Regions from separate parts of the Homo sapiens genome. Here region 2 is linked to region 1. Evidence: chromatin loops called from intact Hi-C (ENCODE). Cell type or tissue: CD4-positive, alpha-beta T cell. All regions are shown on one strand. Links, peaks and the distances in the headings refer to the core of each region. The heading gives the core; the rest is flanking DNA. Region 1 holds the start of PNISR (PNN interacting serine and arginine rich protein). Region 2 has its middle 6.1 kb from the start of FBXL4.

Region 1 (10,232 bases), core at 1,450-9,449:
CTTCTTCCAGATCATGAAGCTCTTTGAGATTATGATGAAAGTTAGAGACTATCTTTTATTTGTTTAGTCATTTAGTAAGTATTTTTTAGGCCAGGCACAGTGGCTCATGCCTGTAATCCCAGCACTTTGGGTGGCCAAAGTGGGCAAATCACCTGAGACCAGGAGTTCGAGACCAGCCTGGCCAACATGACAAAAACCCATCTCTACTAAAAATACAAAAATTAGCTGGGCATGGTGGCACAGGCCTGTAATCCCTGCTACTTGGGAGGCTGAGGCAGGAGAATCGCTTGAACCCGGGAGGCAGAGGTTGCACTGAGCCAAGATAGTACCACTGCACTCCAGCCTGGGTGACAGAGACTGTCTCAAAAAAAAAAAAGTATTTGTTGAATACCTGTTGTGTGGTAGGTACTAGGGATACAGCAGTCAACATAAGAGCCAGAAATCTAAAAGGTGAGGAAATACACATTCTAAGAATGTAAGGAAAATTTATGTCAATGGTAATGATATGGAGAAAAATCAAGCAATATGGACTCCCTATGAAGTCATGCAGAAATTAAGGTACAGGGGATGAAGATATCCTAGAGATAAAAGGCATGGTGATATTAGTACTGATATTCCTGAAAGAGAAAGCTGAGTGTTGTAGGAAGGATGGGGTTTTAATTCTGGGGCCCTCTCTTCTGGCAATATAGAGACGGAGAAGGGAAGTCTTAACATCTGTATGTTCCCAGAAAAATGTATCTCCCTAATTCTTGTATGTAATTTTGAAGGTTCATGGACACTTCTGAAGCCATTTCATACGTATTTTAAATTGCACCCAAGAAGAAATATCTGAGATGTTTGCATTCCCATATGTATTAGGATAGGCTGAGTTGTGCTGCAGTACAACCCCAAATCCCAACTCTTAAGGGACCGGGGCCAAAAGTCCCATCAAGGTAAAGTTTTATCCTCCAAGACCAGGCTCTCTGGAAGTGCTATATCAGATTTGGATGTTTGCTCCTACTGTTCTGGAGACCCAGGAACCAAAAGGATATCTTCTGTTTTCCACATACTTAATGTACAGTGGTGGAACTGTATCTGCAACAAACATTCTGAATGGGGAAGAAGAATGGGAGATACAGTTAGGATCCCTAAGTCTAGGTATGGGGTATATTCATGATTAGGGTTCTTTTCTATCTCCTAGGAAGAATTCCCTTGTATATTGTTCTCCGTGACTCTAGAGTCCAACCTCTGGGAAAGTTTTGTTGTTGTTTTTTTTTTTTTTTTTTAATCTTCATGGCTACATCTGAACAGCTACTGAGGGATATATATGCCAACTTTGGGAGTTGCACAGCTTTTTTGAGACCATTTCTTAGATGACTAGGGACTGTAATTTCTCTTAATTTGGAATAGCCACAAGTTGTTGTAGCCAAGGTTTGTGTGTGTTTTTAATACAATTCTTAAAATTTTAGTAGGCTTCTCATCTGTAGATAGATTTGAAGGGGTGGGTTGCCCCTCCACACCTGTGGGTGTTTCTCGTAAGGTGGGACGAGAGACTTAGGAAAGAAAAAGACACAGAGACAAAGAAATAAGGGGACCCGGGGAACCAGCATTCAGCATATGGAGGATCCCGCCAGCCTCTGAGTTCCCTTAGTATTTATTCATCATTCGTGGGTGTTTCTCCGAGAGGGGGATGTGTCAGGGTCACAAGACAATTGTGGGGAGAGGGTCAGCAGACAAACACGTGAACAAAGGTCTTTGCATCATAGACAAGGTAAAGGATTAAGTGCTGTGCTTTTAGATATGCATACACGTAAACATCTCAATGCTTTACAAAGCAGTATTGCTGCCCACATGTCCCACCTCCAGCCCTAAGGCGGTTTTTCCCTATCTCAGTAGATAGAACGTACAATCGGGTTTTATACTGAGACATTCCATTGCCCAGGGACGGGCAGGAGACAGATGCCTTCCTCTTGTCTCAACTGCAAGAGGCATGCCTTCCTCTTATACTAATCCTCCTCAGCACAGACCCTTTACGGGTGTCGGGCTGGGGGACGGTCAGGTCTTTCCCCTCCCACGAGGCCATATTTCAGACTATCACATGGGGAGAAACCTTGGACAATACCTGGCTTTCCTAGGCAGAGGTCCCTGCGGCCTTCCGCAGTTTTTGTGTCCCTGGGTACTTGAGATTAGGGAGTGGTGATGACTCTTAAGGAGCGTGCTGCCTTCAAGCATCTGTTTAACAAAGCACATCTTGCACCGCCCTTAATCCATTTAACTCTGAGTTGACACAGCACATGTTTCAGAGAGCACGGGGTTGGGGGTAAGGTTATGGATTAACAGAATCTCAAGGCAGAATAATTTTTCTTAGTACAGAACAAAATGGAGTCTCCCATGTCTTCTACTTTCTACACAGACACAGTGACAATCTGATCTCTCTTGCTTTTCCCCACAAGTTTGAATCACAAAAGATTTTAGGTAAGAACAGGCAGTCATTGAACATAAGTTTACCTTACTTTCTCCAACCTGGCCTAAATGGACAATACCTGCATAAAGCCCAATGGGATCTATTGTTAAATAACTAAAGTATTATTTTATACCCTCGTATTTCATTATGCCAGATTCACTACTATCTAGGAAATGCTTAAGTAACTATATTAAGAATCAAAGAGTAGGCTGGGTGCGGTGGCTCACACCTGTAATCCCAGCACTTTGAGAGGCTGAAGTGGGCAGATCATGAGGTCAAGAGATCGAGACCATCCTGGCCAACATGGTGAAACTCTTTCTCTACTAAAAATACAAAAATTAGCGGGGCGTGGTGGCATGCGCCTATAGTCCCAGCTACTTGGGAGGCTGAGGCAGGAGAATCGCTTGAACCCAGGAGGCAGAGGTTGCAGTGAGCCAAGATCACGCCACTGCACTCCAGCCTGGCAACAGAGTGAGACTCCATCTCAAAAAAAAAAAAAAAAAAAGTTGTAATTTGTAATGATGTGCCTGTAGCATACTAGCTTTAAATATTTTTCATCCTCCATTGTATTATGTGGTAAAATATATACAACATAAAATTTACCACTTTAACCATTTTTAGGTGTATAATTAGGGTCATTAAGTGCATTCACATTTCCAGAATTCTTTCATCATCCCAAACGGAAACTCTGTACCCATTAAACAGTAACTTCTCATTCCCGCCTTCTCCCAACTCCTGGGAACCTCTATTCTACTCTCCATCTGTGTGAATTTGCCCATTCTAGGCGCTTCATATAAGTGAAATTGTACAATATATGTCCTTTTGTGTCTGGTTTATTTCATCTTGCATGTTTTCAAGGTTTATCCATATTGTAGCATGTATCAGAATTTCATTCCCTTTTAAGGCTGAATAATATTCAATTGTATATATATACCACAGCTTTAAATTTTTATTAGGTTTTAAGATGGATGTGATATGGCACCTAATAACACTATAAAGGTTCAAATCTCAAGAAACAGCAATAGTTCCTATTTCGATATATTTTCCACATATCATCTTACTTAGCTTATTTCCATTTTGCTTTAAGGATAATTTGTTTCTGTAATAATGGAAGGTGACATGTCCTCCCCTAGAATTTTCTACTTCACTCCATTCATTCATTCATTCATTCATTCATTCATTGAGACAGAGTCTCGCTGTGTAGCACAGGCTGGAATGCAGTGGCACGATCTCGGCTCACTACAACTTCCACCTCCCGGGTTCAAGTGATTCTCATGCATCAGCCTCCTGAGTAGCTGGGCCACCACACCCAGCTAATTTTTGTATTTTTTTGTAGGCAGTTTCCCCATGGTGGCCAGGCTAGTCTCAGACTCCTGGCCTCAGGTGATCCACCCTCCTTGGCCTCCCAAAGTATTGGCATTACAGGCGTGAGCCACATTGGCCAAATTTTCTACTTTAAACACTGAAAACAGAGGAAGTTAATAAAAATTTTAACCTATAAAGTCCCCTGGTTGTTAGTCATTAACAGCAGATTGTCAGATAAGACTGGTAAAATGATGGCTGCTAAGCATTTGATGATCCAGGCGCAGGATGATCAAACTGCAGCAGATCATGCACGTGACAGCTGCTTACATAGAAATTTAACACCACAACACACATTCTTAGAAAATTCTGTGTTGAAATACATACACTTACCTGATGTGTCCATAAGATCATAATGTTACGGGGAACTCTTAGAACAGAGTGGTTAGAGAAAGGGAACTGGAATTGGAACTGTAAAATTCATTTTCTGGTCTGGTAAATAGCAATTGCTGAGGGTGTCTCATTAAACTGGCACAAGGAACAAAATGTGAGGTATTTAATAATCCTCTCCACTTCACAATGCATTTCCAAAATGACTGGCCTACATTAGGATCATTGTTGAACATATTAATGCAAACATATAGCAGATGTAAAAATTTCTGTGTGCAAAGCAGATGCTGGCCACTTGGAGGGCAGAGGTGAGGGGGAAATCCCTTACCCGAAAATTGCCTCACCTTTACTAGGGAAACAAGCAAAGAATTACAATATGATTATAGAGAGTAGGAACATGACAGTTTCACTAGGCCAATCAGGTTTCTCTAAGAAGATAGAACATTCCTCTGATGAGAATGTTTCTCAGAGAATTAAACTTGAAAATCAGACCTGATGCAAAAAACTTGGAAAATGCACAAAATCACAGAGCAAAATTAGAGATTACTGATAACATGTGGTATATGTCCTTCTAGTTTTTGCTCCATACAGTGGTTTTTATTTATTTTATTCTTTTGAGACAGAGACTCACTCTGTTGCCCAGGCTGGAGTGCAGTGGAGGGATCTCGGCTCACTGCGACCTCTGACCCTGAGTTCAAGCAATTCTCCTGCCTCAGCCCCCCTAGTAGCTAGGATTACAGGCGCCTGCCACCACGCCCAGGTAATTTTTGTATTTTTAGTAGAGACGGGGTTTCACCATGTTGGCCAGGCTGGTCTTGAACTCCTGACCTCAAGTGATCTGCCCGCCTCGGCCTCCCAAAGTGCTGGGATTACAGGCGGGAGCCACCAAGCCCGGCCCATACAGTGATTTTTTAAAATCAGACTGTCCAGTAGTCTTATTTGTGCTAAGTGGAAATTAGGGAAAGGGTCAGAGAAATAGGGATTTCCTTTTGCCTTCAGTAGTATCCTCATGAACCTGCGTCATGGTGTTGTTAGGTGTAATTAATGAAGGTTTCTCACAAGATAAAATGTTATTTTGAGGACCACGTCCGTGGATTGGAGGAAAGGCAGATGGTTAGCTAGTGACGACTTTATTATAATGCTAATTCAGGAGTATCTGGGTCTCTAGTGCTGAGGAAAACTGAATTTTCATGCAAAGGGCATCTATATTTTCACATCTGTATCTTTATCCATCTAGCTGTGCTCTTACTATTTTGTTTCTACGGTAATTTGCTATTTCTTTTGCACGACAATTGCCCAATGAAATAATTCAGATACTTCGTGCACTTTGTCACGCAGAAGTTTTCATGTTACTCTCTGGAAAGGCACTTCCCAAGATGTAGCTAATAAACACTGTATCTTTGGAACATTTTTGTTTTCCTTTTAACTTGTAGCTCCTAGCCTGGAAATTGATACTTTTGACACTTGAACGTTGTTCATATAAAAACACTGTGAAATCAACATACTGTCTTTGAGGAATGGCATTGCATGCGTCCTTTTGAGAAGCCATCTTGTAGTTGAAGGAAAGCAGCAGGACGGAAACCAGACTTCCCCCCCACGGTTCCCTAAAAGTCACGGATAAAGAATGAAAAACCGGGACTAGTTAAGCCAAGGAGAGAAGAGCAAGTGTTCCCGGAAGGGGGCGCGATGTGTTGAGGTTAACAAAGAGAAAGACAGCTGCGGGGTCAGCTAAGGTCTCCGCTTTCGCTACCGACCCAGACTGCTCACCTTCACAAACTCACGTTTTCCTCAAGCGGCACCCTCGGCAGCGCTCAAGTGAGAGTATTCCATCCTTGGAATACTCCGAGAAGGTTCGAGCCAGAAGTTGGATTGCCTGAAATGCCGCTTCCAGCGCACTAAGTAACTTGAACTGCGCTAAGCAACTGGCCAGAATTGGTTTGGTTTGGTTTGACCCTGGGGTTCCTCCGTAGTCTGTAAGTGGAGTTGCGAACTCAACCCCTTCTCCAAGGCGGGAGTGTTTCTAGGAGGGAACATACTTCCCCTTAAAGGAAGATCACGTTGCTAAAGTAAAAAATTTGAAGGCGCCCTATGTGTAGAACACTTACGTTCTTGGCTTTCTGGCCACTATAAAGATGGGTCGGGAATGGCGCCAGCTACGTTAAAAAGTAACGTGCAGGAATGGTTCAGTTGCCCGGTGTTGACCAGAGTAGAGATGGTTTTGCCCACAAAAAAAATGGCGCCGAAACATGTCAATCCGCACAATCACGTGTTCACAAACCTGGATGAGAGATGGTATGGCTTCAGATGACAAACGGATGTTATTATTCTTTACTTCCGGGTGAGACAAATCGGGCGCCATCTTGTCTTGTTCCCGAAGAAGTAGAAGCATCGAAAGCGTTGGAGAGGTGTTACCGGAACGGCGGCGACAAGGGTGTTCCCGAACTAGAGTGGGTAAGTGATGGAGAACAATTATACGTGGGCACTTGCCGGACCATTACAACGTTCTTGGTTTCTGTGGCGAAGGTAGCATAACTTAAAATAGGCTGCGTACGCTGCTTGGCGCGACCGCTGGAACCTCATTCCTTTAAAGCGCTGCGGTCCGCCAGACTTGGTAAATCAGAGCGCTGCTTTCGCTGAAAAGGAAATGTCCTTGTTAAAGAGAGTGCTCACGGTCCCATCTTCTCACAGAGTTTCCTCTCGGACGAGAAGGGACTAATTGTTGGGTTCCTGACCGGCCGTTAAACACTGCGCGTGCGCAGTGGGAACCCCCTTGTGGGAAGGGGGTTCATGGGGGCGGAGGAGGCGGGGGCTCGCGACCTGGAGCTTATACCCTTTGAGGCTCTGACTACGCAGGCGCAGTTCCTTAGTTTGTGTTTTTCGTGTGTTCTTACCCAATGATGGATATTATGTGTTAAGCTTCGCTAAAGGTAGTATCCAATATTTCAGTTTTTTACCCTGTGGTGGATAGTATCGTCATCTGAACAAATTGAGCATTAGACAAATTTGTTTGTGGGTTGTTAAATTAACATTCTAGCTTAAGATTTTAATTCAACATTAATCTTTTACATCTTTTTACTTCCCCCTGCCCCCAAGTAAAACAAAATAAACTTAGAATTCCTCATTTGAGTGCAGCAGGGCGAAAACAACAGCAACCAGACTACTAAAGATTTTACTTGTGGAATTTTTTTGTAAAGTGGCAAAGGGCTTATAGAGAAAACAGTTCTTTAAAGATGTTCTTGAGAGTTTTTTTTTTTAACTTACTAATAGACTTTATGTTTTAGAACAGTTTTTGTTTACGTTGAGCACATACGACGTCCCCACTACACACACAGTTTATCTTCTTATTAATAGATGTTAGTATGGTACATTTGTTGCAACTAATGAACCAATAATGATAAATTATTAACTAAGGTCCATAGTTTATTCCTACTTCCTCACATTTTACCTAAAGTCCTTTTTCTGTTCCAGGATGCCAGCTAGGATATCACATTACATTTAGTTGTTGTATATTCTTAGGCTGTATATTCTTGGCTGTGACAGTTTCTCAGGCTTAACTAGTTTTTGATGACTGTTAAGGGCTGACTTGTGCCCCTCTAAAATTCGTATCTTGAAGTCCTAACCTCAGTACCCCAGAACGTGACTGTATTTGGAGAGAGGGTCTTTAAAGAAGATGAGGTCACTAGGGTGGACCTTAGCCCAATATATTAATAACTGCTGTCCTTATAAGAAGAGAGTAGGATACAGAGGGATGATCATGTGAAGACATAGGGAGAAGACAACCATCCACAAGCCAAGGAGAGAGGCCTTAGAATGAAATCAACCCCATAGAGCTTACACTATACGCCTCCAGAACAGTGAGGAAATAAATTTCTGTTGCTTAAGCCACCCAGTCTTTGGTACTTTGTTATGGCAAGCATACCAAACTAATACAGTGACCTTGACATTTTTTGAGGAGTATGGTCAGGTATATTGTAGGGTGCCCTGCTATTGGAATTTGCCAGACGATTTTCTCATGATTAAAATGGCCTTACGGACTATATCAGGGGAAGATCACAGAGGTAAGATGCCCTTTTCAACACATGCTATCAAGGATACATACTATCAAGGTGACTTATCACATTATTACTGACCTTGATCATCCTTCTGGAGTAGCGTTTGTTAGATTTATCCACTGTAAAGTTACTTCCCCCACCCCTTTTTATACTGTTCTCTTTGGAAGGAAGTCACTTTGCAGAGCCCACGCTTACTGAATGGACAGTTGTGCTCTTCCTCAGTTAGGGTGGAATATTTACATAATTTATTTGGAATTCTCTGTGGGAGATTTGTGTCTTCCCTCACATTTATTTGTTAGTTTATTTTATCATATCCTTATGGGCTTGTGGATGTTTATTACATAACTTATATTATAATCCAGTACTTCTTTATTTTGTTGCTCAAATTGTACCAGCTTTGGCCATTGGCAGCTCTTCGAGTTGTCTACTGTTCTCCTTTGACATGTTCCTATCAATTTTTTTTTTTTTAGCACTTTATTGCTTCCTGGCAGTATACATGCCCCAGACTCATCTTTTATATTTCCTGTCGCAGTCCTAGAGTCAGCTATTTCTTTAAAGATCTCTGATTCCTTTTATTGAAGAATGGTATTAAAACCAAGTTCTCGTGCCTAGGTGTGCTTGTTGCTACTAGGGTGTCATTTTGGGCGCTCTCGCTACATTTATTTTTAAATTATTATTGGGGGGGTATTTATAACCGACTCTCCAATTCTCCAGTTTTTTTTTTTTTTTTTTTTTTTGAGACAGAGTGTCACTCTGTTTCCCAGACCGGAGTGCAGTGGTGGCACAATCTTGGCTCATTGCAACCCCTGCCTCCCGGGTTCAAGTGATTCTCCTGCCTCAGCCTGCTAAGTAGCTGGGACTACAGGTATATGCCACCATGCCCAGCTAATTTCTGTATTTTCAGTAGAGTGGAGGTTTCGCCATGTTGGCCAGGCTGGTCTCGAATTCCTGGCCTCAAGTGATGAACCCACCTTGGCCTGCCAAAGTGCTGGGTTTACAGGCATGAGCCGCCATGCTTGTCCTCCACTTTTAAAATAGTCTTTTGAGCTACAAGCTGCAAGTATTTCAGTATATACTAAAATGCATGTCACATAAAGTAGCAAAATTTCTGTTTTCCGTATTTCGAATGATTACAAGATTAATTTTTACCAGTGCCATTTCCACCTAATCTGAATTAAACAAATAAATTCTTTTTTGACTTTGAGGTCAGTCAACTCATGTAAGACTGAAATGTCAGGGGTGAAGAGGATTGTTGTATTTTCTGGCTTCTCAGCTTTGTGGTTGATTTGAGAAATATTTCATCCTATGCATCAAATGATAGATGTGTTTCTGTAGCTCTTTGATTTTGTAGTTGATGCTCAAGGACTTTAAAATACCACATTTTAATTCTCATCCATCTCTGTCACAGTCTCTGAGTGACTTTTGTAAATATTAATGATTGTCATTTTGGCCACACGGGGTGGCTCATGCCTGTAGTCCCAGCACTTTGGGAGGCTGAGGAGGATGGATCATTGAGGCCAGAAGTTTGAGGATAGCCTGGGCAACATGGTGAAACTCCATCCCTACTAAAAAATACAAACATTATCCTCGCGCGGTGGCATGCACCTGTAGTCCCAGCTACTCGGGAGGCTGAGGCATGAGAATTGCTTGAACCTGGGAGGTGGAGGTTGCCGTAAGCCGAGATCACACTGCTGCATTCCAGCCTGGGCGACAGAGTGAGAATTTCTCAATAATAAATAAATGATTGTCATTTAAACAAGTTGTTTTAGGACCTCAAAGCGATGAAGTTCTAATATAGATACATTTAAGAAAAGGATAAAATAGATGATGGCCATTTCTGGTTGTATTAGTTTTCTAGGGATATTGTAGCAAATTACCACAAACTGGCTGATTTCAAACAACAGAAATTTATTCTTCCACAGTTCTGAAGGCTAACAGTGTAAAATTGAGGTTTTGGTAGGGCATGCTCTCTAATGGCTTTGTAGGGGATTCTTGTCTCTTCCTAGCTTTTGGTAGTTCTTGTCAATCCTTGATGTTCCTTGGCT
Region 2 (10,232 bases), core at 1,001-9,000, 470 kb after region 1:
ATTTGATAAAGTGCCAGAGCGCACTAATGATATGAGAACATTAAGTATTTGGTCACAAAGTCACAGCAAGTCCTTGCTCAGATTTACTTTGGAGCTGTCTGGACTTGGAGCTGTTGCTATGAATAATAAATCTGATGTTTTTCTTATGCCCTCATTTCTGTGGCATTGTGCTGCACTCACACTTGGTGAAAACAAAGGCAGGCCAAAATGCAACAGCAGCTGGAGACGTGACGTTACTGGTTTAGAATTTTTACATATAGAAAGTTAAACTGATGAAGCTCATGTATTCTTGGTAATGCCAAAATTCTGTCTCCCAAATTCTGCTGATATTGGTTACTGGGTTGCTCAATTGCTTGCAAGAAGGGCCAGGTATTTAGTCTTCTGAAATGAAAGGAATGCCCACTTGTGCCATCACCTCCTAGGTTTTTATCTTGCACCTGCCTTTACAGTAAAATGGAAATACAATATGGAATACCTCTCTCCATTCCCAAGGAAATCCAAAAACTGTCCAAATGAGTCAACACAGATATTTAACAAGATTCTATCCATTTGCTTTGCCCATGTCTCCAGCTAAAGTTAAGGCATTGCTTTGTAATTTTAGTACCTGTTCATGGTCAGTCTTCGTAGTTCAGATAAAATATTCTGCAAGTGGAATGGCCTACAACTTTCTACTCAGGGGGTAGTTCTGGGTTCAGTGACATCTGTTATCACCTGGGAGCTTGTTATTAATTCAGAACTCAGGCCCCACCCAGAATCAGAATCTGCATTTTAACATGATCTCCAGAAGATTCATAAGCACATTAAAGTTTGAGAAGCAGTGGCCTATAGGACTTTTATTACTTTTACTGCAAATGGTATTTATCAGGCATTTTATGTAAAAGAATGCCTGCTTAGATACTTATGATAGCAGTTGGAGGCACAGACAAATTGGAATAGAATATCATACCAAACACAATTTATATGTAAGATCTAACTTTTAGTTTAAGTAAACATAAATTCTTATTAGTGAGTGAATAAAATACTAATACTGTTATTGTCAAAAAATGGCCTCTCCTACCATCAAAATGCTACCTTCAAAGAAAGTAGCTCAAAACTCTACTCTTCTGAGTTTCAAATACTTGTGTTAGTCCCCTAAAGAGGTTTTTTTTTTTTTAAGTAATTGCATTAGGATTCCCTTCTAGCTGCACTAATGGCTATGGAAGAATATTCATTTTTAGGGAAATAGAACATACAAATATGAAATTAGTTCAAGACCTCTCATCCTATAAAATGGTCCAACACTATATGAATAGCAATCTACTTAGTAAATAGTAAATAAAGTGCTTGGTTCCATAATGAATTTATCACACTGATCATCGTTAAATCTTGTCTGATCCAGCTCCAATTTGTTTATACTGCCCTGGCAGCCACAGGCATTCTCAAAGGGCAAGAGGCCAGGAGCCAGGCGGAAGGAAAAATGCTGCCTGCAGCCCTTCCTGGATTATCATCCTCTTGTAATCCTAGTGGCTTGCTTTGTGAGTCATCTGTTTTGGAGGAAAAGACCGCTACTCTAAAGCAATCAAATTTCTTACCATTAAAGGCTGAAATGATAAGCAAGAAAAAAATAGTAAGAGAATGATGTATAATAAGGAGCTTTATTTATCCTTGGTTACATTTTTTTTATTATTATGCTTGAAGTTCTGGGATACATGTGCAGAACGTGCAGGTTTGTTACATAGGTATACATGTGCCATGGTGGTTTGCTGCAACCATCAGCCTGTCATTTACATTAGCTATTTCTCCTAATGCCATCCCTACCAACACCCCCACCCCCTGACAGGCCCCAGTGTATGATGTTCCCCTCCCTGTGTCTAGGTGTTCTTATTGTTCAACTCCCACTTATGGATGAGAACATGTGGTGTTTGGTTTTCTGTTCCTGTGTCAGTTTGCTGAGAATGATGGTTTCCAGCTTCATCCATGTCCCTGCAAAAGACATGAACTCATCCTTTTTATGGCTGCATAGTATTCCATTGTGTATATGTGCCACATTTTCTTTATCCAGTCTATCATTGATGGGCATTTGGGTTGGTTCCAAGTCTTTGCTATTGTGAATAGTGCTGCAATAAACATACTTGTGCATGTGTCTTTATAGTAGAATGATTTATAATCCTTTGGTTATGTACCCAGTAATGGGATTGCTGGGTCAAATGGTATTTCTGGTTCTAGATCCTTGAGGAATCGCCACACTGTCTTCCACAATGGTTGAACTAATTTACACTCCCACCAACAGCATAAAAGTGTTCCTATTTCTCCACACCCTCTCCAGCATCTGTTGTTTCTTGACTTTTTAATGATCGCCGTTCTAATTGGCATGAGATGGCATCTCATTGTGGTTTTGATTTGCATTTCTCTAATGCTTGGTCACATTTTTGATCAGCACATTAAAGAGGCAAAGGCATTTGCACCTCAAAATTCTAGAGACCTTCTACCAATGTATAACCAGAAGAAAAGAAGGGAAAGCATATTTTAAAAATCATTTTCTTTATTTCTTTTTAAATGACTTTGAAACAGAGGAATTTTTCCCAACAAGGCACTGAAAAATCTGACCAAGAAACCCCTTAACAGTTATAGTATCACAAAGGATGATATTTAAAGATGCGCTTTTAGGGAGCCTCTTATCAGATTACCTTTTTCCTTTCACAAATTATTCAGGAGAGATATAGGGCTGCCAGATGAAGGAAATGCATTATTGAAGGGTACTGGGTTTGGGGAAAACTTTATAATACAGTCTCATTAATTATTATAATTATTTAATTTTGAAATACACAAATTATTCTTGAGTCATTTGTATTTACTATGTACATTATATTACTTAAATATTAAGCATAAGGGGAAATATATTTATGGCTCAATAACAAGAACAGGATTCACTTTTGTATGTTTCAAAGGAGATGGGTAACCCAGGAAAGCATTATCTTCCATTTTTTGTTTTAAATTCACAGTTTGTGTTAACATGGGGAAGGAACATTAACAGTTGTGCAAGGGCATGTATAAAATGTATATAAAAAATCCATGTATATAAAAAATCCAGAGTTTATCTGGATAATCCAGCCCCCTCAAGTCTTCCACAGAGGACAAAATAATTGCAAGACATTGAAGACCTTGAATTATATGGAACATTCATGTTGAAACTCTCAGATAATCACTTGTCGCTTTTGAGTTACCTGTATGGACAGAAAATCCTTGTTTTTCTATAGATTACCACGTCACCCTATGAACAGACCACAGGCACCTGCCTAATACAGATACACAGGAGCTCTTTCAAAAGCAACTCCACTTAAAAAAGGAAAAAGTAGGGAGGAAAGGAATTGTAGCCTCAGTTGAGCTTACCCAAGGCCCTGGCCATAAGCTTCGTTTTCCTAGCTGTTGGTAGGTGTAAAGTTACCTCAGGAAGAGGGCTCTTTGGTCCTTTGTCTCTAGGTAGTATTTCTCCTGCATTACTCCTGACCACTGACAATCTTGATTAATGCTAAGTTTTTGAGTATATAACCCAGGCTACAGAAAAAGGGACAAATCAAATCAAAACAGCATAAACAGAACAAATTAGAAAGGCTTTTGTTTTTTAAATATATTTCAAGATATTGCTTGTAGGCCTGTGTAAAGTCAGTTTTAAGTTTTATCATATTATTTTAAATAATCTTGTAATTGGTATTCACTTATTAAGGATATTAGAAATTGTTCAGTGTAAGCTGCAAGTTAAGAGACCTACATTCAAGTCTTCACTTTGCAAGCAACTTGTCACAAATCTTTGGGTAAGTCATCCAGTCTTTCTAGGCTTTTCTTTCTTCCGGTGACAATTAAAAGGGTTAGACTAGAATGAACTTGAAGGTTCTATTCTGACATTTTGTGTTGGAAAGGCTCAATTACTGATCTTCCACATGTTTTAATAAATATTAATAAAATTCACACATTTGCATACTACCTTGTAGCTCACAAAGTACTTTCATATATATGATCTCTTTTAAATCTCTCCAGTACCTGTGAGTTAGGAACGTTTCATAAAAGCAAGAAAACTCAGAGAAGTTGCAACTTATCTAGGATCACAGAACTACTAAAATGGCAGAGCTGGATAGCAGGTCTTCCTACTTCCAAGCTCAATTTTTCCTTCTATTATATTCAGCTACTTCAAGGTTATGGTAATATGGGAGCATATTTAGTTAAGTTTATTGAAGTGTAAAGAAATATGACATCATTAAAAAAACCCAAATTTCTGGATTTAAAGTCACAGAACTAGATTTCATTGACAGCTCTGTCACTCTGATTTGGGGAATTCATTTTGTCTCTCCAAGCCTCAGTTTCCTCATCTATAATAAAAAGAATTTGGACTCCATGGATTTGGGCTTCTTCTTTGAAATTCTAGTTTTTGGGCCGGGAGTGGTGGCTCACCCCTGTAACCCCAGCACTTTGGGAGGCCCAAGCAGGCAGATTACTTGAGGCCAGGAGTTTGAAACCTGCCTGGCCAACATGGTGAAACCCCGTCTCTACTGAAAAAACAAAAATTAGTGAAGTGTGGTAGTGCACGGCTGTAATCCCAGCTACACGGGAGGCTGAGGGATGAGAATCGCTTGAACCCAGGAGGCAGAGGCTGCAGTGAGCTGAGATCACGCCACTGCACTCCAGCCTGGGCAACAGAGCGAGACTCTGTCTCAAAAATAAATAAATAAATAGGTTGGGCGTGGTGGCTCATGCCTGTAATTCCCAGACTTTGAGAGGCAGAGGCAGAGACCAGCCTGGCCAACGTGGTGAAACCCTGTCTCTACTAAAAATACAAATAATTAGCTGAGTGTGGTGGTACACGCCTATAACCCCAGCTACTCGGGAGGCTGAGACAGGAGAATCACTGGAACCTGGGAGGTGGAGGTTGCAGTAAGCTGAGATCATGCCATTGCACTCCAGCCTGGGCGACAGAGTAAGCCTTCATCTCAAAAAATAAATAAATAAGTAAATTCAAAAATTAAATAAATAACAAAATAAAATAAATAAGTAAATACAATAAAATTATGGTTTTCTTTTTAAAAACAGTGACTATTTCTAGATTAATAAATATTAAGTGGAACCTTTTTATGGACGATAAGAGGTTAAAGAAAAAAGTAGACTACAAAATTAGTCCTACTGGCTACTATTCATGCTCTTTGGCCACTGGGATATTAAAAATCTTGAACTAATATGATTGACTGAACTCTACTTTCCAGCAAACTAGTTAACCTAAGATTTCACAGAAGGATAAATTATTTTAGTGGAGTTATGTAGAAAATATATGGAGTTGCATTTTCTGAAAGGCCTTGACTTGAGAGAAGAACTTTCTTAGAAATCAATGATAGAAAACCAAAGGGACTTACTGTGAAGACATTTTTGGCCCTCTGCAATGTTCTGATTCTCTGCCCTCTGACATTGTCATGCATACTTACAATCCTGAAAGTTAATAATTGGTAGACATTTTATTTTAAGATAAAGAAAAATTACTTGAAAATAGTAAAGGGGATGATGGTGAGTGTTTCAAGAGTTAGGGACAAAGAAGAGTTTTGAACCTGCTGCTTTTTTTGCCCGCCTCCCCATCTGAGTAGAACATTGCAACTTTTGAAGCTCACATAGAATAGATCATAACTAGCTTGCTGAGTTGGTGACTTTATGCACAATTAAGCCTTGTTGGGACTTTCTTTATTTGTGATAGTGCTGTTACAGCGTGGGATGCTATTCATTTCCAAACAACATTCCATTTAATAACGAGGCATTAGTTCACCCATTAAATCAGGGCCATCACTAACTGATAAGCATCACCCTTTTTTTTTTTTTTTTGGCCTCACTTGGCTCTCCTGCCCAGCAAACAAAGCATGGCAACAACATGGCCCTTGAGATGTAAAGGTTGGAGGAAGGGTAGATTGAACAATGATGACCAAAATTCTATCTAGTCACAGAAATCTAACATTCCCCTAGGCTTTTCCTTTCTTTAAATAAGAACTTTTTATTTCTAAGCAGTACTTAAAGTGCCATTACAAACAAAGCTAAGCAAAAAAACTAAATAAATAATAGCACCAACTTCCACATCTCTTAAACATTAAAGAGATGAAAATGTATGGAGGGAAATGCAACAGATAGGCACCCAAAAGATAAGAACAAGAATGTTAATAGCAGCATTGCTTACAATAATCAAAACTAAAAACAGCTCAATGTCTATCAAGAGTAGAATAGATAAATAAATTATGGTATATTTATGTAATAGAAACTCAAGAAACTATCACTACACTTGACAACATGAATAACCCTCACAAAGCTAATGTTGTGAGAAAGAAGCCAGACTCAAAAGAGTGTGTAATGTATGATCCCATCTACCTAAAGGACAAAACTTAGGAAAATTAATCTCTGGTGTTAGAATTCAGGTTACCTTTGGGCAGGAGTAAGGAGAAGAGATTTAGGAGAGAATCTGGGAGGTTTCTGAGTACTGGTGATTATCTACTTTTTTGTCTGAATGGTGAATACAAGGGTATGTACACTCATCTTTTGCATTCTTTTCTGAATATACTTTATACTTAAATAAAAACTTATTTAGAAGTTATCTAGGATTAAGAAACCACTGTTAGACTGAATTTGAGCATTGAGTTGATGCTTATCAAATCAATGAAGTCTCACCAGCAACCATAAACAGATCAGTCTTATTTACTTATTATATTATTTTTTAATCCAGTTTTAATTTTACAATAGATTTAGATTTACAGAAAAGTTGCAGTGAATAGACTGACATTTACAGAAGAATTGCAATGACAATACAGAGAGTTCCATACATCACTCATCTAGTTTCCCCTTATTGTTAAGAGCTCATGTTACAATAGTATGTTTATTACAACTAAGAAATCAGCACTGGTGTGTTATTATTAAATAAATTCTACTCTTCATTCTAATTTCACTAGTTTTTCTACTAACGTCCTTTTTCTGTTCCAGGATTTCATTCAAAATATCATATTAGATTTTTTGAAAAGATAAGTAAAATCGACAAACCATTAGCCAGACTAAGAAAAAATGAGAAATGACCCAAATAAACAAAATCAGAGATAAAAAAGGAGACATTACAACTGATACCAGAGGAATATAAAGATCATAAGAAACTATTAGGAACAATGATATGCCAACAAATTTGGTAACCCAGAAGAAATGGATAAATTTCTGGACACATACAACCTACCAATACTGAATCATGAAGCTATAGAAAATGTGAACAAATCAGTAACAAGTGGCAGATTGAATTAGTATAAAAGGTCTCCTATTAAAGAAAAGCCCAGGACATGATGGCTTTACTTCTACCAAACATTTAAATAACAAATTGCAATTCTTCTCAAACTCTTCCAAAAAACTGAAGAGGGGGAAATACTGCCAAGGTCATTCTATGGGGCAGGCATTACCCTGATAGCAAAATCAGGCAAGGACACAACAAAAAAACAAAGCTTATAGGCCAGTATCCCTGATGAATATAAATGCAAAAATCTTCAACAAAAGAGATCACTAACGATGGTCAAGAAGGATTCATAGCAGACATGCAAGAATGATTCAACATAAAGCAAATTAATAAATGTGATACATCACTTTAACAGAATGAAGGACAAAAACCACATTGATCATTTCAATAGATACAGAAAAACATTTGACACAATTCGTTATTTTTCTCTGATAAAAGCTCAATGAATTAGGTATAAAAGGAATGTACTTCAGTACAATAAAGGCCATATATGACAAGTCCCCAACAGCTAATACACTGAATAGACAAAAGTTGAATGCTTTTCCTCTAAGAACCAGAACAAGACAAGGATGCCCGCTTTCTCACTTCTATTCAACATAGTACTGGCAATCCTAGCTAGAGCAGTTAGGTAAGAAAAAAATAAGGCATCTAAATTGTATAGAAGTTAAACGGTCCTTGTTTGCAGATGATATGACCTTATATATATAGAAAAACCTAAAGACTTTACTAAAAAAAACTGTTATAATAAATTTAGTAAGTTTGCAGGATGTAAAATCAACATACAAAAATCAGTAGCATTTCTATACACAGAAAGCACACTATTTGAAAAAGACATCAAGAAAACAATTCCACTTACAATGACTACAAAAACAACCCATAAAATAAAATACTTAGGAATAAATTTAACCAAGGAGGTGAAAGATCTGTACACTCAAACTATAAAACCTTGATGAAAGAAATTAGAGAAGATGCAAAAAATGGAAAGATATTCTGTGTTTATGGATTGGAGGAATAGTTAAAATGTCCATACCTACCCAAAGCAATCTACATATTCAATGCAGTCTCTAACAATATATCAATGATGTTCTTCCCAGAAATAGAAAAAAAAATCCTAAAATTTGTATGGAACCACAGAAAATCCTGGATAGAGAAAACAATGTTGAGCAAAAAGAATAAAGCTGAAGTCATCACAATACGTCACTTCAAAATATATTACAAAGCTATAGCAATCGAAACAGCATGGTAGTGGCATAAAAACAGACACATTAACTAATGGAACAGAATATAGAGGCCAGAAATAAAGCCACACATCTATGGTCAATTGCTTTTTTTACAAAAGGTGCCAAGAACACACAATGGAGAAAGGACAGTCTGTTCAACAGTGTTGGCAAAAACTAATGTCCACACGCAGAAAAATGAAATTAGAACCTTATCTCTCACCATATAGAAAAGTCAAGTCAAAATGGATTAAAGGCTTAAATTTAAGACCCAAAACTATGAAACTTCTAGAAGAAAGCATAGGGAAAAGTCTCCATGACATAAGTCTGGGCAAGATCTTATCTTTTTGGTTAAGATCTGAAACACATAGGCAACAAAAGTGAAAATAGACAAATGGGATAACATCAAGCTTAAAAGCTTCTGCATAGCAAAGGAAACAATCAAGTGAAGAGACAACCCACAGAATGGGAGAAAATATTTGCAAACTATTTATTTAACAAGGGATTAATAACCAGAATATTTTATATAAGGAGCTCAAACAACTCAATAGGAAAGCAAAAACAAAAACAAAAACAAAAACAAATAATCCAATTAAAAAATGGGCAGAAGATCTGAACAGGCATTTCTCAAAAGAAGACATACAAATGGCCAACTGGTATATGAAAAAATGCTCCTTATCACTAATCATCAGATAAATGCAAATCAAAACAATGAGATATCTCACCCCAGTGAGAATGGCTTTTATCAAAAAAAAAAAAAAAAAAAAAAAGCCAGGAACAAAAGATACTGGTGAGAATGTGGAGAAAGGGGAACCCGTGTGCACTGTTGGCAGGAATGAATATTACTAGAGCCACTGTGAAAAACTGTTTGAAGATTCTTCAAAAAACTAAAAATAGAACTACTATATGATTCAGCAATTCTACTATTGGGTATAGATCCAACAGAAAGGAAATACATATATCAAAGAGATATCTGCACTTCTATGTTTATTGCAGCACTATTTACAATAGCCAAGATTTAGAATTGACCTAAGTGTCCGCGCAACAGATGAATGGATAAAGAAAATGGGGTACATATACACAATAGAATATTATTCAGCCATAAAACCCTCCACAAAATCCTTTTATTTGCAACAAACATGGATAGAACTGGAGGTCATTATGATGAGTGAAATAAGCCAAGCACAGAAAGGCAAATAATGCATGTTCTCACTCATATGTGGGAGTTCAGAAAGTGGATCTCAGAGACTGAGAAGTATTGGGGGGGTGGGCCATGGGGGAGCAAGGGGAGGTAAACATACACTTAGAAGAAACATACACTTAGAAGAAATAAGACCCGGTGTTCCATAGATCAGTAGGGTGACTACAGCTAACATTTATCAATAGTACATGTCAAAATAGCCAGAAGAGAACAATTTGAATGTTCCTAGCACAAAGAAAAGATAAATATTTAAGGGGATGAGTAACCCAGTTATGCTGATTTGATTACAGAAATGAATCAAATTATCACATATACCCTGAAAATATGTACAGCTATTATGCATCAAAAAGTTGAAGAAAATAAAAATTTTAATTTTTTTGTATACAATGTATATTGCATATCATATATTGATTCTGTTCATATATAAGTAAATATCCTTACTGGTTTGCCTCATTGGAGCATTCAGACAGCAAATAATGTGTAGTTCAACATTTTATTAAATATTTTCCATCTTAGTGGATATTTTGTAACAAGATAAATATGATGC

The links. Peaks named below come from ENCODE experiments on the same cell type or tissue, not always from the same donor. Only the 100,000 strongest peaks of a DNase experiment are listed, where the experiment ranks them.
Region 2: a loop joins it to region 1, with 4 times the contacts of the local background. A loop is called at or near these places in 9 of 110 quality-filtered maps.

The regions. Positions count from the first base shown.
Region 1 is chr6:99,421,569-99,431,800 of GRCh38, reverse strand. It overlaps PNISR (PNN interacting serine and arginine rich protein), which reads left to right and starts at 6,493. Exons shown (of 12, transcript NM_032870.4): 1 at 6,493-6,586. PNISR-AS1 (PNISR antisense RNA 1) reads right to left here and starts at 6,930. Exons shown (of 3, transcript NR_125843.1): 1 at 6,687-6,930; 2 at 6,414-6,577; 3 at 486-1,088. RefSeq lists enhancers at 5,692-5,741, 5,634-5,928, 5,812-6,031, 5,631-6,151, 6,152-6,671 and 3 more and a silencer at 6,835-7,015. In CD4-positive, alpha-beta T cell, for the core only: no CTCF peak of the experiment used is centred there; DNase peaks (open chromatin) are centred at 5,820, 6,400 and 6,930; H3K4me3 peaks cover 3,194 bases; H3K27ac peaks cover 2,109 bases.
Region 2 is chr6:98,948,881-98,959,112 of GRCh38, reverse strand. No RefSeq gene overlaps it. Among named protein-coding and RNA genes, the nearest start is that of FBXL4, 6.1 kb to the right of the region's middle. In CD4-positive, alpha-beta T cell, for the core only: no CTCF peak of the experiment used is centred there; no DNase peak of the experiment used is centred there.